Linked DNA regions of Homo sapiens: region 2 is linked to region 1. A link is an interaction called in ENCODE POLR2A ChIA-PET data of the cell type or tissue named here. Cell type or tissue: IMR-90. All regions are shown on one strand. Each heading gives the region's core, and the rest is flanking DNA. Links, peaks and the distances in the headings are about the cores only.

Region 1 (8,342 bases), core at 65-8,064:
GTAGTCAACAGGATTAGATTAGATCTGTGGTTCTCAAACTTGAGTGGATGTTGGAATGAGCTGGAGGGTTTGCTGAAACACAGATTGCTGGGCCAACCCTTGAAAATTCTGTTTCAGCAGATCTGGGGTAGGGACCCAGAATTCCTATATGCGTAACAGTGCCAACTCAATGATAATTGATCATGCATATCATGCAAATTCTATCTTATTTTGTCACCATATTAGCCAGGAATTAGAAGCCTCCACACCTAAAATTAAGGGAAAATATGAACTGATGCCTTCAAATCTGGCTATAGTCTTAAGAGGTGACTAACATTTCTATTCCTCCACTCTCCCCACTCCAGGTGGGAATCACTGATTTATAATTTGCAAAACCCTTACATGTGATTTTCTCTTTAAACATTTTTATTATTTTATTTTTTATATTTTTATTTTTTATTTTTCCAAAAGTTATTGGGGTACAAGTGGCATTTGGTTACATGAATAAGTTCTTTAGTGGTGATTTGTGAGACTTTAGTGCACCCATCACCCGAGCAGTATATATTACACCCTATTTGTACTCTTTTATCCCTTGTCCCCCTCCCACCCTTCCCCTCAAGTCCCCAAAGTCCATTGTATCATTCTTATGCCTTTGCGTCCTCATAGCTTAGCTCCCACATATCAGTGAGAAGAGGCATCACGCTACCTGATTTCAAACTATACTATAAGGCCATAGTCACCAAAACAGCATGGTACTGATATAAAAATAGACACATAGAACAATGGAACAGAATAGAGAACCCAGAAATAAACCCAAATACTTATAGCCAACTGATCTTTGACAAAACAAACAAAAATATAAAGTGAAGGAGGGACACCTTTCTCAATAAATGGTGCTGGGATAATTGGCTGGCCACATGTAGGAGAATGAAACTGTATCCTCATCTCTCACCTTCCATTTGACTTTCAAGAGCAATTGATGAATTCACAAATAATGGTTCTGTTCATCATTCTATTAAATAGGCTTTGAAAATATTACCCCCAATTTACAGATGAAAGAAATGATGATCAAAGGGCATTTTACCCCTCTCTCATTTCTGTTCCTGCCAAGTTTTTAACAATTTGCCCAAAAAATTAATGTCCCAACTCTGGAAGTTGCCCTTAACATATATGATGAGAACAATATCAGGCTGATCATTAAATTCACACAACTAATTTAAAGCAAAGCACCACTCAATCGGAATCCATTAAAAACAGCAAGTCAACCTTAACAGACTTCTCATTGGTAAATTATGGATTGTGCTTGAATGTTCATCCTATAGAACTGATCAAGTTTCTGGGTTTTTTTCTCTGTCCTTAGACTTCATGTTATATAAACAAGTGTCAGGGTATACATTCAGCAAGTTAGTTCCTTGTGAAATGAGGAGAAAATAAGCTTTTCATTTCTGATTTCCTTCAAGTTCATGAAGAGAAAAATCCCAAGAACTGTACTTTCTATTAAATTGAGAAGAGAGATATGTAATGAGGAAAGAATTTTGTTCAACAATAGCAGCAGTGCCACATAGCTGACCAGCTGGAGCTTTGCCTGGTGGTGGCTCCACCTCCCTCCCTTCCAGAGAGAAGCCAGCGTGGCTCAACCCCTCTCTGTGAGGGTGAGAGACGCCTTCACAGAGGGAGTTTGCCCTCAGCCCTCATCAGAGAAACCAGCCATCCTTTCTGTAGTAGAATGTATGCACTTATAAAACTTTTCTGATCTCTCTCTCTCTGTTTTCCCAACTGCTGCCTTTTAAGTCAGTTTGGTGGCTTTCACATGAGCATTTGAGTGTATTGGGTCCACCCAGGCAATCCTTGGATTTAAATGAGTTGCTTTTTATTTCCTCGGGGACTTAATTTTATTCAAAAGATGAGGGTTACACACTGACGATTTATGTGAGAGAGAGAAAGAGAGAGAGAGAGAAAGGCCATTCTGAGATCAACATTTCAACCTCTCCTTCCTGATTGCTACTTAAATCACTTATTCCAACTTGGGGAGATTGTAATATATAGTTTCTTAATGTGTTTAGTTAAGGACTTCATGAATCATGTGGATTTCTCCTCAACCTAAGTGGTTATTATGCTGACCCAAGGGTGTGCCGTTTTGCGGACACTTCATTTTTGTGTCCCTGTTTATTTGTAGCAAGCAAGCTCAGTTCTGTAAGACATTGATTAGAGGGACAATGGAAGTTGTTATCTACTGTAAGTCGCATTCAGCAAAAAGCTGCCAAGTGGTGTTCACATAATTGAAGAGGTAGAGCTTTCAGACTTGATTGTGATTTTGGGTTTGGGGCTTCCAGTTCTAACTCAGGCTCTCAATAAGGCTAAGACCACTCCTTATCTTGAATTGTTCCTTTTCAGGAACAACACTCTAACAACAAATCTTGGAGATCTCATACAAGTTGTTGCATTTAAAACCTCCTTAACTAGGACAATCTTTTCCTCAGTCTTCCTAAAGCTAACGAGCCCAAGCTGCTTCCTTTGCTTGCTGCTGGATATCAACTTTGCAAGGGATTTTACTAAGCGGAGAGAGGCTATGGGGGATGGTATTGGCAGTGAGTTACTTAGTACAACCCCAGGGCTGGGAGGGAGGGAGATGCTGTGCTTTCTTACCAGCTGTTATACTTCAAGAAGAAACAGGATTTTGTAACCCTTTCCTGGCATACCAGTCTCAAAACAAAGGCCAGACTCAGTTTTGACAAAGATTTTCTTGTGAAAATACACACAACACAACAGTATGAATGCATTCCTATCTAAATATGATTAATAAAATGTGACATTGTTTCTGTGTTTTGGATTTTCACAAGAAAGTGTGAAAACAGAGGCATTAAACAGTGTTGGTCTCATTGACATCCAAATGGCACTACTATTTGCGTCTCCCTCAAGGAAAGCCAGTCTTTTCCACTGAGGAGTAGGGAAAGAAAACACCAATCTGAAAAAGAAAAAGTGGAGGGTTGGACCTCCTCTTGGTTAAAGCCCAGAAGCGTATTCAAATGTGCTTCCCTTAAGAGTTAAGCACAGGCACCTCCCAGGAAATGACAAATGGTCCTACAGCCACAGCTCTGCTAATTTCCCTGCCCCCAATATCCAGACTTCCAGACATCAAATGGTTAGAAAAAGTGTTTAGTTTGAAAAAATTCTTGAGGTTTAGCTTGCCTCACAAATCACATTCTTTTTACCCTTTTCCCCCAGCCCAGTTTAAAAAAAAACAAAACAACAACAAAAAAAAAAAAAAAAAGAAAGGAACATGCCTTGGAATTCTGATGATAGATTTTCATAAAATTGTCCACGTTGCTTGCTGAGGCAAAAAAAAAAAAAAGGAAAGAAAAAAAAGAAAATCTATATAAAGTTACAACTTTTGTAGCTGTTGGTCTTCAATTAGAGATACTTGTCTTCTATTTTTACTTCTTTACATCTTGAATTTTTATTTTATTTTATTTTATTTTTTGATAGAGGGCCTGGGTCTATGTCCCAGGCTGGAATGCAGTGGCATGATCATGGCTCACTGCAGCCTTGACCTCCTTGGGCTCAGGTGATCCTCCCACTTCAGCCCCCTGAGAAGCTGGGTCTATAGACATGTGCCACCACACCCATCTAATCTTTTCACTTTTTATAGAGACAGGGGTCTCACTATGTTGCCCAGACTGGTCTTGAACTCCGGGGCTCAAGTAATCCTCCAGCCTCAGCCTCCCAAAGTGTTGGGATTACACATTTGTGCCACCACACCTAGCCACATCTTGAATTCTTATTGTAGTTTTCATTTTGCAATTTTTTTTCTGACAACCTAACTGCATATTAGCCCTACCCCCATAAAGATATCAACTATTTTCTGAAGCTCAAGGTCTCTGGGTATACCAAAACTCTTAAGTCAGTCTGTGAGCATTTTTTAACCTACAAATGCATGGGGCCCAGCCTCAAAATTTCTCATTCAGGCCCAGCACAGTGGCTTAAGTCTAATCTCAGCACTTTGGGAGGCCAAGGCAGGTGGATCTCTTGAGGCCGGCAGTTCGGGACCAGCCTGGCCAACATAGCAAAACCCTGTCTCTACTAAAGATTAAAAAAATTAACTGGGCATGGTGACACATGTCTGTAATTCAGGTGGCTGAGGCAAGAGAATCACTTGAACCCAGGAGGTGGAAGTTGCAGTGAGCCAAGATTGCACCACTGCACTCCAGCCTAGGCAACAGAGTGAGACTCTGTCTCCAAATAAATAAATAAATAAGTCTCACTCAGTAGTTTGATTTGGGCCTTAGAAAGCATGATTGGTTCCTCCAGTGGTTTAAATGCAGATCTGGGCTTGGAAGACACTGCTGAATAGTATACACCTACACACACACACACACACACACACACACACACAAACACACATTACTTTCCTTAATGACTACCATCCAATAAGAACAGTCATCATTAAAAGTTTTGTTTGTAATTCTATTGTAGAAGATATCCTATTTTTCCTTTACTGCTAAACTTCTTGAAAAAGTGGCCAGTCTGGCCTCACTTTTCCTACTTCTAACCCCATGGCCCACTTACGTTGGATACAATCAGGCTTCCTCCTAACAATTTCTAGATCCATAGTCAGTGACCTCATGATCATGATCTTCTTTAGTCCTCTGCTTCTTAAACACATTTTCAGCATTTAACACTTGATCATCCTCACCTTCTAGAAGCTCCCTTCTTTTTAGGATTATGAAGATCTGCTCTCCCTGGCACTCCCCCAGGTCTCTTCCTCTGGATCATCATATTCTTTCTGCTCCAAGTCTGTTTTTGGCTATTTTATGTTCCATCTCCACAAATTCTCCTCTGGCAGGCTTATTCAACCCCGCAGACTCAACTAGCATCTCCTTGCCTGTAGGCCCTCAGATCTACTTCTCTAATCCTCACTTCTTTCCCAAACTCCATTTCTCTTTATTTATTGCTTACACAATTCCTTTACCTGGCTCTTCCACTATGCCTCCAAAGTAACATATTTCAAAAAGGAATTTACATTTTCTCCTATACCCACTGTCCATCTGGTGTTTCAAGATTCTGTGAATGGTAGCTCAATACTCTCAGCTATCAAGGCTCAAAGCTACAATATCATCTCTCACTGGCTCCTATTGCTAGCCTACAACACCCAAATAGGCATTTTGCCCTGTTAATTCTTCCACAAAAATATCTCCAACTCAGTCTTCTCCTTTTTATTCCTATGTTAGACTATAAATGCTATTGTATTTCTAAAATGGGGAAGATTTTTTAAGAACTAGAGTATTCAAAGAAAGATTATAAATGCTGAAGTTGAAACTGAACAAGCCTGGAAGGACAGGTAGGGTCTAGGAAAGTCAAAGGAGGAGAGGGAAGGAACGTCTTGGGAAGATCAACACAGTTAAAGGTCCAGATGCAGGAATAAGCATGGCATGAGCTAGTACAGTGATAATTTGTTTGACTAAAGCCAAGTGTGTATAAAGCAATCTCCAAAAGTTGCTCCCTAATGAACTATGCTTCCAGGTAATAATGTCCTTGTGCAATACCATCCTCAATTTCAGTTGGCATTGTGGCTCTCTTTTTTCTACGGAATGTAGTGGAAGTGACACTGCATAACTTCCAAGGCTAAGACAGAAAAAGTCTTGCAGCTTCCTCTTTGCTGTCTTAGAACACTCTGGGAGCCAAAAAGGAAATCTTCCCGCTATGCTAGAGGTGCCTGACATAGGCATTTCAGCAAAAAGTTCCAGCTGAGCTCGGCCTTCTAGTCATCTCTGTTAAGGCAACAGACATGTGAACAAAGCCATCTTGGATCCTTTAGACCAGACCAGCTGCCATCAGGATTCTAAGAGACCTCAGTCAGTACAAATTAGAATAGAATAATTGCCCAGCTAAGCCCTACTTGAATTCTTGATCTATAAATCAGGAGATATAATAAAATTCTTGTTGTTTAAAGCCACTTATTTTTAAGGTAGTTTGTCAGGCACCAACAGATAACCAAAACACAGAGTCACAGTTTACTGAACAGTAAAAAATAATATTAAATATGTATGGTGGTTCCACATTGTGGATAGTCTTGAAAACACCAAGCAAAGAGGCTCTTCTTGCTGATATAGGATAATTGGAAGCCAGTGAAAGTTTTTGAGCAGTAAGTAACCATTGCATTTCTAGTTTGGCAGAAATATACAAAATGCATAGACATTTTGGCAGAAATACTCAAAATGCATAGATAAATGACAAATATTTGGCAATTTAATTTAGAAGACCTAGAGTTCAAACTTAGTTATATAATATTGAGAAAGTTACTAGCTTGAGCATACTACCTCAAGGAAGTGTTGTAATGGTTAAATGGGTGACATACATGACAGTGCTTTGAAAATTCATTCTAAATACACTTTAAAATAAATTCTTGTTAAACCGATGGAGGAGAAACTAGAAGCATCAGAAGCAGCTAAAAAGTTGGGACAACAATCTGGGTGTGGTATGATGCATTTCTTGATTAGGATGATTTATTTGGTCCCTTTACAGCCTTATTCTTTGTAACTTTCTGATTCACAATTTGTACTCTGGCCTTACTAACTATGAATAGTGGATTCCAAATGCCATACCTTGTACATTTTTCCTTGATTTTCGTAGTTTGAATTAATCACTCTCTCATTGGTGCCACCACTGTACATTGTACTCTATGAGGATTCCATATCATATTAAACAGTAGTTGTTGGTTTATGCATTTGTCCCTTCACTAGCACTACACTCTGAGCACCTTTGATTACCTGGCACATAGTAGGGCCTTAATGAATGTTTTTCTATTTATCTATTAGCTAGAACATTAGGGGTAGCAACATAAGAAGGACTGAAATAAGAGGCATCTTAAAGGAAAAAAAATAGAACTTCATGATTTCCTGAATTTGAAGAATGAAGACTATGGAATGATCAGAGATGATCTTGAGGTTTCAGATGTGTGCAAGTACAAGAACATTAGTGCACTAAGAGACTTGGTGGAAATAAGGATTCTGGACATAATGGAAGAATTCTGGAAAGCTGAGATATGAATATGTTGAACTGAGAAAATGGCAAAGCATCCAAATAAAAATATGGCCAAGGCAGGCAGATCACCTGAAGTCAGAAGTTCGAGACCAGCCTAGCCAACATGGTGAAACCCTGTCTCTAGTAAAAATGCAAAAAAAAATTAGTTGGGCGTGGTGGCAGGCGCCTGTAGTCCCAGCTACTCAGGAGGCTGAGGCAGGAGAATGGCATGAACCTGGGAGGCGAAGCTTGCAGTGAGCCGAGATCGCACCACTGCACTCCAGCCTGGGTGAAAGAGCGAGACTCTGCACCTGTAATCCCAGCTACTCGGGAGGCTTATGTTGCAGTGAACCAAGATCACGCCACTGCACTCCAGCCTAGGTGACAGAGCGAGAGTCTGTCTCAAAAAGAAAAAAAAATCCAGGTAGTTGTGTATATAATGCTATCATTGAGTTCATAAAACAGAAGTCAACCTTTTTTAGTTGCAGCACTTACATCAGTGATGATATTTGGTATCTTCTTGATAAAAGGTTTTCTCCAAGGGATAGTGTAGGGAGAGAGGAAGAAGTCCATCCTTAGAAACCAAGAGAAAGAAGAAGTTATAGAGAGAAACTGAAATGAGTCAGCATTAATAAAACTATCCATGACAATGTCACAGAAGCCAGCAGCTGTTGCCTGGAGTGTATTCTGCAAAGCATCCCATGTCCTCATATAAGTTCAAGTTCAGAAGTCTGCCTTTCCCCTCCTTGCTTTGTGAATGACACCATCATCCATTCAATGCTTTAAAGGAAATTTAGATACCATTCTCAATTCTTCCTTTAACCCTGATATTCTATCAATAAATACTATGAAGCTATCTCTTAAATATAATTCTTACCCTCTTTCTACTGCTCAACCTACTACCACCATGTTTCATGATGCAACTGCTCCTTAGCTGACTGTCTCCAATATTAGCTCTCCATAATCCAGCCTTCCCACTGCCAGAATAAGTGTTCTAAACCACGAATCACACCAAGAAGTGTCCTACAGAGAATCCCTCAATGATTCCTCATTTCTAACAATATATACCGCTGCCTCTATGATTTGAGTGCTGGTGCCTACTCCCTCTTTTCTGATTCTTTCCCTCAGGCAGTCCATGTTGCAGCCATAGGAAATTATGTGCAGGTATTTCAAACACAGCATGCCTAAAAGGGAATTCACCATATTTTAAAGCCCTCAAGTTCTGCCAGGATTCTCTGTCTCAGAAACGTTACCACAAGGCAGAAACCTGGTAGTCATATTTAATTCCTTTCTTTTCCTGATTCTCACATCCCAAATTCACCTAATTCTCTTCATCCTCAATG
Region 2 (8,342 bases), core at 34-8,033, 140 kb after region 1:
AGCGTGGCCAACATGGTGAAACCTCTTCTTCTTCAATTAGCTGGGCGTGGTGGCGGGCACCTGAATCCCAGCTGCTCAGGAGGCTGAGGCAGGGAGAATCACTTGAACCCAGGAGGCAGAGGTTGCAGTGAGCCAAGATCGCATCCCAAAAAAAAAAAAAAAAAAAATCAACTTTATTGTACCAGCTAAGAGTTTTTCTATTTTTTTTTCCAGTCAGGAGGTAATTTTCTAAAAGTTGTTTGTGTAAAGCTTCAAAATCTGACCTGAGCCTACTTTTTGTTACCTATGTTTTTTCCTTATTTTCCCCAAATTCCAGGTTCACAATCTAAACGTGCTTTGCCCGTTTATACGTCTCACAGTTATTTGATTTTCTCTGCCTGCAGTGACTTCTCTCTTGAAAGAAAATATAGGTTTTTCCTTCAAGGCCTGGTTCAAATGTCACACCCACAGCAGTAGGAATTAGCAGTTCAGTTCTGCCAGCAACTTACACATACTTATTGTGTTGTATTGTAATAATTGGTATCTGCCTACCCACACAAACTGTTGAGCTTCCAAGAGTATCTTACTCATCTTTAAACCTTTAAATCATCAGAGCCTAACACACAATAGGAAATCCTTAAATAACTGTGGATAAATAGATTTCAAAGTCCTTATTTCCTTTTATGTTCTTTTGTGGCTTTAATTGAATTTCATGTTCTAATCTCAATTTTAGAAAGTAGGCATTTTAAAATTATTAATATTATTTTCACATAATAGAATGACATTTTGAAAATAATTACCATTTTAACTATATTTTTTCCAAATGTTATCAATTTCTAACATTATGAATCTCAAAATGTCCATTATTAGTTTGATTATAGGTGTCATTTCTGTGACAAATGGCCAATATCTGTAGCCTTAAGGATAGTTCCAATCTGGATAAATTTTAATTTTTTAAATTGATAAAGTTAACTTCAAATGCCTTAATTTTGTTGAAATCAAATTCTTTTTTTTTTCACTAAGCATATTAAATGCCAGTGCTAAATGATATTGGATGTTCTGGAGAAAAATAAGTTGAAAGCTTCAGAAATTAGAGCAAGAAAGCAGCAGCTCTGGGTCTCTTAGCCTTTTCTTTCTTTGACTGTTAGAAAGATCCTGATCTTTATGATACCTCTTGTAATGAGACACTCCTTGCTTGTCTAACGATAAATCTTAATGGTGATTTTCAGCACAGGCTAAAGTATAACTTGCTGTATCTTAGGCAAACAAAATATTCTATGGACTATACTGTAAACTTCATGATCTCGTATTTTAATGGTTGGTAGTAGGAAACAGTTTTAGCAGGATAATTCGGTCTAAATTTAGGTGCAGTGTGCCAGAGATATTCTCTTCAAAGGAAAACATAAGTTGGGGTTTATATGGGCCATCAGATGTTTCCTTTAGTTGTTACATTTTATTTTTCAGTTTGTTTTTGTTTGTTTGCTTTTAAGTATTTTTCTATCACAGAAAAATCATGCATAAAATTCTGAGATTGTAGATTGACAAACCAGAATGCTTATACTTAAGATAAGAGAATAAAGAGGAAGACAGCCATTCATCCAGATAATCTTGGTGTTGGAGATAGCTGAAGTAGATAGTCCTGTCTCTTAGTTTCTTTGTGTGTGTGTGTGTTTCTTGCTTGATTTATCTGAACGCCTGGCAACATTTATCTCACATTAGTTGTGTTAAAATAGCTATCAAAATTATACTAGACAATTGAAAATAACAACCGAAGTTTTGTTTTGTTTTGTTAGGTTTGTTTGTTTTGTTAGGTTTATATTTAGTGATTTTATTTTAAAAAATTTCTTTCCTGAGAAAAGAGAATTTGTTTTAGAGTATGAAATTTTATGGAGTTTTTTCTGGATCAGGTTAATTTATTTTAATCAGGTTATAATAGTAGTAGTAATTTATTATTACTACTATTTTTATAATTTTGCTGACATACAAAAAAGTCATTCTCTTCTTGCTTTTTCAGTTGTCTACTTAGCAATCCTTTATATTAGATTCTGGTAAAATAACTGGTACATTTCCTGTCTTTTGACTGGACCCTAGCTGATATGATACAGACACACATGGATTAATTTCAGATACAAGCCTTGTAAAAAACATCTTTGTGTTATGAAATATGTTAAGTCATCATCAACTAGCATTCATTAGCAAATTAAGAATTTCTTCCATGGAAAGCTCAGTATTCTCTAAAAACTGTGTTTGTAATGCCTTTGGGTTAGTGACAACTTCAAATCTCATTTTGCTATGGTTTTTTTTTTTTTTGATACGGGTTCATCAGATTAGAGCTATTGTTTTCCATCAACTCAACAACTGAGAAACAAGATGTGGGTAATAGTATTGACTGGAGGCAAAAAAAGTTATTTGCATTTTAGACACGTTTTCTGGGGAGAAACGACTGGTTATTTTGAGATACTGGTATGGTGTTTCCATCTCTATAAAAACATACCGGTAACCCATATAGATGCATAATCCCAGACACTGAAGTTTGATTAAGGTGTGTTTCTGTCTGGGCTTTTAGTTCAAAGACAAAAGACAAAAGGCAAATAACAACACCCCCCTCCCCCTAGAAAAGGGGAGGGGAGAAAGAAAACAGAAAAGAAAAAGAAGAAAACCTTAAAGGATTAACACCTAGTTATTTACAACTTACAGCTTTTTTAAAAAATAGATGTTTTGCTAACTTTTAACTTGGTTTAATAGATTTAAAGAGAAATGCTATAAATATGGAATTTTCACCTTAATTTTAAACATTTGCTAGGTTTTAATAAGATTTTACCATATGGCCATTATAAAAGAATGCTACAGAAATGCTATTTGTAGAAAAATAACTTGTGTGTTTCTGGAGTTCTTTTTTTACTCATCCTTAGTTATTTATGTAGCCTAATTTTGTTTTTTAGAACTAGAATTAGTTTTTAATAATTGGGGAAAATGAAGAACTAATTATTTGTAGTTTACTTAGAGACAGGTTATTAAAAAATCTTTGAAATACAAAAAAAAAAACTGCTCAAGCCGTGTATATAGTTAACACAAATTTAATAATTGATACCCTGCTTTCCTTAACCAGTTTCCCATCAATAAGATAATGCAACATTTTAACTTTTCCTTCCTGTTCTACTTTAGAATTTATGACATAGGAAACAACACCACTTTCAATATTTATGCATACTTGTCTTGTATTTGTATCACCTTTTGTCTGTATTTTGGCTAGATAATGAGTAACTAGATTGAGAAAAGAGATGTGTTCTTCTCCTTTAAATATCTTTGTGTCTTCCTTATCTCTACCCTGAAATGCTCAATATCCTTTTTGTTCTGCAGTATTCTTCCTCCCAGACTCCTTAGCCCGACTTTAACTAAATGTCAAGTATAACTTGCTATTGACTATTGATAAAGAACTGGAGATTAAATTAAATAATATTTTATTATATCCCCATAGTTAACCTAAACATCTAATTCTGCCCCCCCACACACCCCCAACCCACCCCATTCCTTTGACATATTTGAGCTTAAATGCCTCCAAACTCTCTTTTAACCCCTTTGGTCATGTATATTTAGCTAATGTACAGTAAAATATCCAAAAGTGTAGAGTGACTCTTTGTCTCAGTTTACCTGGGACTGAGGAGTTTCCTAGTTACGGAACTTTCTGTTTAAAACTAGGTCTCCAGGTATGCTGATGCACTGTGTATTATAGTAGTTGAATAGGAAGTCATTTCCAAAGTCGTGTCTTTTATCCCTTAAACTTTTTTTTTTTTTTTAAAATGAGGCAGAGTCTAGCTCTGTCACCCAGGCTGGAGTGCAGTGGCATGATCTTGGCTCACTGCAACCTCTGCCTCCTGGGTTAAAGCAATTCTCATGTCTTGGCCTCCCGAGTAGCTGGGACTACAGATGTGTGCCACCACATCCAGCCAATTTTTGTATTTTTAGTAGAGATGGTGTTTCACCATGTTGGCCAGGCTGGTCTCAAACACTCGACCTCGAGTGATCTGCCCACCTAGGCCTCCCAAAGTGCTGGGATTACAGGTGTGAGCCACCGTGCCTGGCCTCCCTGAAACTTTTCATTCTCAGCTATAAGTAGGGGAGATATTCAGATGTAAAGGCTAATTTAAGGTTGAGATAATGTCCCCGGAAAGAAAACCTGAAGCAGAAGGAACTGCCAGAGCAGGGAATGTATCATTAGGAGTTAGGTGAAGTATAAGCCATCAGTTTCTCTTGTCCTCTTGAATATTAATGTATTAATATTTACCATGTTTCTCATGAGTGGGAACTGTGAACCTGGGCGGTACAGTGAAACAGAGAAAACTCTACTTTTTTATTTCAAGGAACTTATATAGGGTCAAGATAGCCGATGTGTAAAATTTTAACTATTGTTTACAACACTGTTGTGTTTAACTGTTTTAGGCAATGATTCGTGTGAATACCTTCTCTCAAGTGGCAGATTTCTTGGAGAGAAAGTTTGGCAACCTCACAGTTGTATGATGCATAAATACAAAATCAGGTAACATTTCTTCATTTTGTTGTTTTCTTTTTCAGGATGGGTCTTAATATGTAGTGGAGAGGGGTTGGTGAAACAGTACTTTTCATCTCTATGTTGGGGTAGAGACTTGCTGACTGAGTGTAGGGCTGATTGCAAATGAAGATTTCCCTGCCCACTAAGGTTTTAGGGAAGGGCTTTGGCCAATCTGCTTTATCTCAGGTGTGTGATAACTAGGCCTAAGGCAATAATCCTTGAGCAAAAGACTCTTGCTCTGGCACCTGGATACCTATCTTATGGAGTTATTCTAAGGATTAAGAGATAATAGATATAAAGCACCTAATACAGTTAGAGTACATCTTAAACATGTAATGTATCGAGCTATTACAGAGAGTTAACTGATTACAGGAACGTGGAGTGGTAAGTTAAACAAACCTGGCCACCTGCTTATAAAGCAATATAATGGTATGTGTAACAATCTGGATCAACTTTCTTCAAAAACGGTGTGCTTTGAAATGCCAGGATGGCTGATTTTACTTATTTTAATTAATTTTTCTTTGTTGCTTTCAGTGAAGCAAAGAACTGCCTTGTAGATAAACATATTGCATTTATTGGAGATTCCAGAATTCGTCAATTGTTTTATTCTTTTGTAAAAATAATTAATCCCCAATTCAAAGAAGAAGGAAATAAGGTAAAACTTGTCTATTCCCTTCTGTAGAGTGTTTTAGAAGTTAACCAACTGAATAGTTACAGGAGGAGTGTGTCTCTCCAGATTGAGTAGGAGCTGAAAAAATTTTACTTTGATTTTCAGAAAGGTTGGGGAAAAAGAGGGATGAATTGCTTTAATGAGGAAGATGACAAAAAGAAGTGGTGGCTAAGACATTGGCAAGCTTTTTATTGTAATAACTTAAACTTTTAGTTTTCAGAAATAATAAATTCTTACCATGGAAAAACTTTTAAATTTCCTTAGAAAGAAGACAAAGAGAAAATATCACCCCTTATTCTCCTGTTAGTATTTTTCCATACTTCTTTTTGCTCATCTCTTTTTTTAAAAAAACATACTAGTAATCTTTTAATATGTGCAATTTTATATCTTGCTTTTTTCTTCACCACTTATTCACCATTATATAATCAACTTAAGTATCTTCTTAATGGCAACATATTATTGAGTGGATATAATGTAATTTTATATAATTTTCCACTTTTTAAAGCTTTTTATAGTTTTCTAATTTAATTTTGCAGTTAAAAAATACATTTTAAATTACTTCTTTGTGTGAAAACTTTGCTTTTTAAATTATTTCCTTAGGGTGGAATCTCTAAAATTCAAATATTAGGTTAAAGAACATAAACATTTAAAAATTATTAATTATGCTGCAAAATTATTTCAATTTATACTAATTAGCAATATATTTTGGGGCCTAATTTTCTGCAAACTTTCTGGCATTGGGTGATCATGCTGTAAATTAAAACAGCAGTGCAATAAGTTTCTGTTATTGATTTTGTTAGGAAATTTCTCGTTTAAAAATATAACTTTGAAAACTAACAAGGATTAATTTCTTTGTATATATTAATTAATTAGTTCATTATTTTTTGGTGAATTATCTCATCATATCTTCTGTTTATACCTTTTTAAGTGATCCCAGATTGTAATCATTGTCTTCAAATACCATGTGATTGGGAGAGGGGAATAGCAAAGGGGGGAAAGTCGAACACAAGAAAGTTTAGAATTGTGAGGGGAGTAGCTCATGAATTTATGAAAATCTGCCTATGTTAAAGAGTTGAAAACTTAAGAGCCTTCACAGCTAAGTAGTTATTAACATAGTGATGATGATACCAGGTCCTAAATCTTTAGCAACTATTCCATGTGAGAATGAGAATAATGGAAACAAATGATACAGTCAACTTTTCATTTTATTTGCTATCTGTATTTTCCATTTGCATTTATACATATGAAATTGTAGAGAAGACTCAGAACTATTTAACATGAAATTATTACAATTTAAAGTGAAAAATTTTAATAAACTTTTATTTTTAATAATTAAAAAAATTTTTTTAATAGAGACGAGGTCTCACTATTTCGCCCAAGCTGGTCTTAAACTTCTGAGCTCAAGCAATTCTTCCATCTTGGCCTCCCAAAGTGCTGGAATTACAGGCATGAGCCACTGTGCCCAGCCTTTAGTAAACTTTTAAAAAGTAGAGAGATTTCTGATTACTATGAAGGTTTTAATATTTCTTGGCTTAAAGTTGCATGACTTTCTAAAAATTCGAATAATGGATTTGACAATAGGTAGTTGAAAAAAGCTATAATGGTTTAGTCTGCAGCCAAAAGTAGATACAATATGGTACATTGTTTCTGAGCCCTAGTTGCAACACTTAGGTTTCCAGTTTTTATAGTCTAGGATGCTCAGTTATCCCAAGATTATCAAACGAGATATCAGACAAGATTAATTTATATGCATTTAAAAGGAAACAAAGATAGTGTGCCCCCGTCTTAAAGAGACAATTTTCAAGAAAATATTTAATTCAAGCTGCTAGTGGAGCATTTGCCAAATTATGTGTTACCTTGTCTCTGCACACCTTGAGGACAGAAATTACATATCATCATTATTATTTTTAAATATATTTCTTGTCCCTAGCATAATCTGGCATATTATAAAAGCTTACTACTTTTATTTAAAGCCTGGTATGGGTATGTCTGGGTAGAATAGGAATATTGAAGATAATTCTTTGTTTGAATTTGATTTCTTTTGTGTATTGAGTCAAATTTTTTTAAAAAGAGACTTTAGAGGTGAATTTTTTCAAATTATGCTTTGTGGGAGACTAGTTCTGTGAGAAGCTTTGGTCAAATAAATTTGGGCAGAGCTAGATATCGTATCTCCCTCTTAGATAGTTTTAATTTAGGCTGGGATATTAAAAACTTGAGAAGTCTTACAGTAAAGAAATCAATTTTGTGTTGCTTCCAGCCATAGGGCAGGTTAGATACTCTGGGGGCTCCTTCTATGTCAAACCAACTGGAGCCTAGGTTTAAAAAATACTGTTGATGGACTGGGTGTGGTGACTCACGCCTGTAATCCCAACACTTTGGGAGGCTGAGGCAGGCAGATCACGAGGTCAAGAGACGGAGACCATCCTGGCCAACATGGTGAAACCCCATCACTACTAAAAATACAAAAATAAGGCCGGGTGTGGTGGCTCGTGCCTGTAATCCGAGCACTTTGGGAGGCCGAGGTGGGCGGATCACCTGAGGTCAGGAGATCGAGACCATCCTGGCCAACACGGTGAAACCCCATCTCTACTAAAATGCAAAAAATTAGCTGATTGTGGTGGCATGTGCTTGTAATCCTAGCTACTCGGGAGGCTGAGTCAGGAGAATCACTTGAACCCAGGAGGTGGAGGTTGCAGTGAGCTGAGATCATGCCACTGCACTCCAGCCTGGCGACAGAGTGAGACTCTGTCTCAAAAAGAAAAAAAAAGAATAGTAGCATTAAAGTTCTGAAAGTAAGTTTCAACCTAGAATTGTATACCTGGGGTTAAAATTTCTGTGTTCTTGAGATGTATTATAGGACATTCTCAGATATTTAAAAATGATGAGGTTTTACTACAAAATAGACTTAACACTAAAGTAATTTCTGAAGGATAACCATCAGGAATGAGGGAAATGTTCAGAAAAAAATTATCTGAAATGTAAGAAGCAATGGTTTAAGAAAATAGTAAAAATGTATATAAATCTAAACAATGTTTGTATAAAATAATAATATCTTTTGCACTTAGTGAAAAGACAGAACTAAAGAACTGGCTAATAATAGCAGATATGTCAAGGGTAAATGATCACAATTAAAGTGTTCTAATG

Evidence for each region. Peaks named below come from ENCODE experiments on the same cell type or tissue, not always from the same donor. Only the 100,000 strongest peaks of a DNase experiment are listed, where the experiment ranks them.
Region 2: POLR2A ChIA-PET joins it to region 1 with 12 read pairs; 3 of 35 experiments call an interaction of 5 or more read pairs at or near these places.

Annotation. Positions count from the first base shown.
Region 1 is chr7:94,372,813-94,381,154 of GRCh38, forward strand. COL1A2-AS1 (COL1A2 antisense RNA 1) reads right to left here. Exons shown (of 6, transcript NR_147206.1): 5 at 7,495-7,573. Among named protein-coding and RNA genes, the nearest start is that of COL1A2-AS1, 15 kb to the right of the region's middle. In IMR-90, for the core only: no CTCF peak of the experiment used is centred there; DNase peaks (open chromatin) are centred at 1,579, 2,589 and 3,089; H3K4me3 peaks cover 1,232 bases; H3K27ac peaks cover 3,688 bases.
Region 2 is chr7:94,513,141-94,521,482 of GRCh38, forward strand. CASD1 (CAS1 domain sialic acid O acetyltransferase 1) reads left to right here. Exons shown (of 18, transcript NM_022900.5): 2 at 4,420-4,516; 3 at 5,063-5,183. Among named protein-coding and RNA genes, the nearest start is that of CASD1, 7.5 kb to the left of the region's middle. In IMR-90, for the core only: no CTCF peak of the experiment used is centred there; no DNase peak of the experiment used is centred there.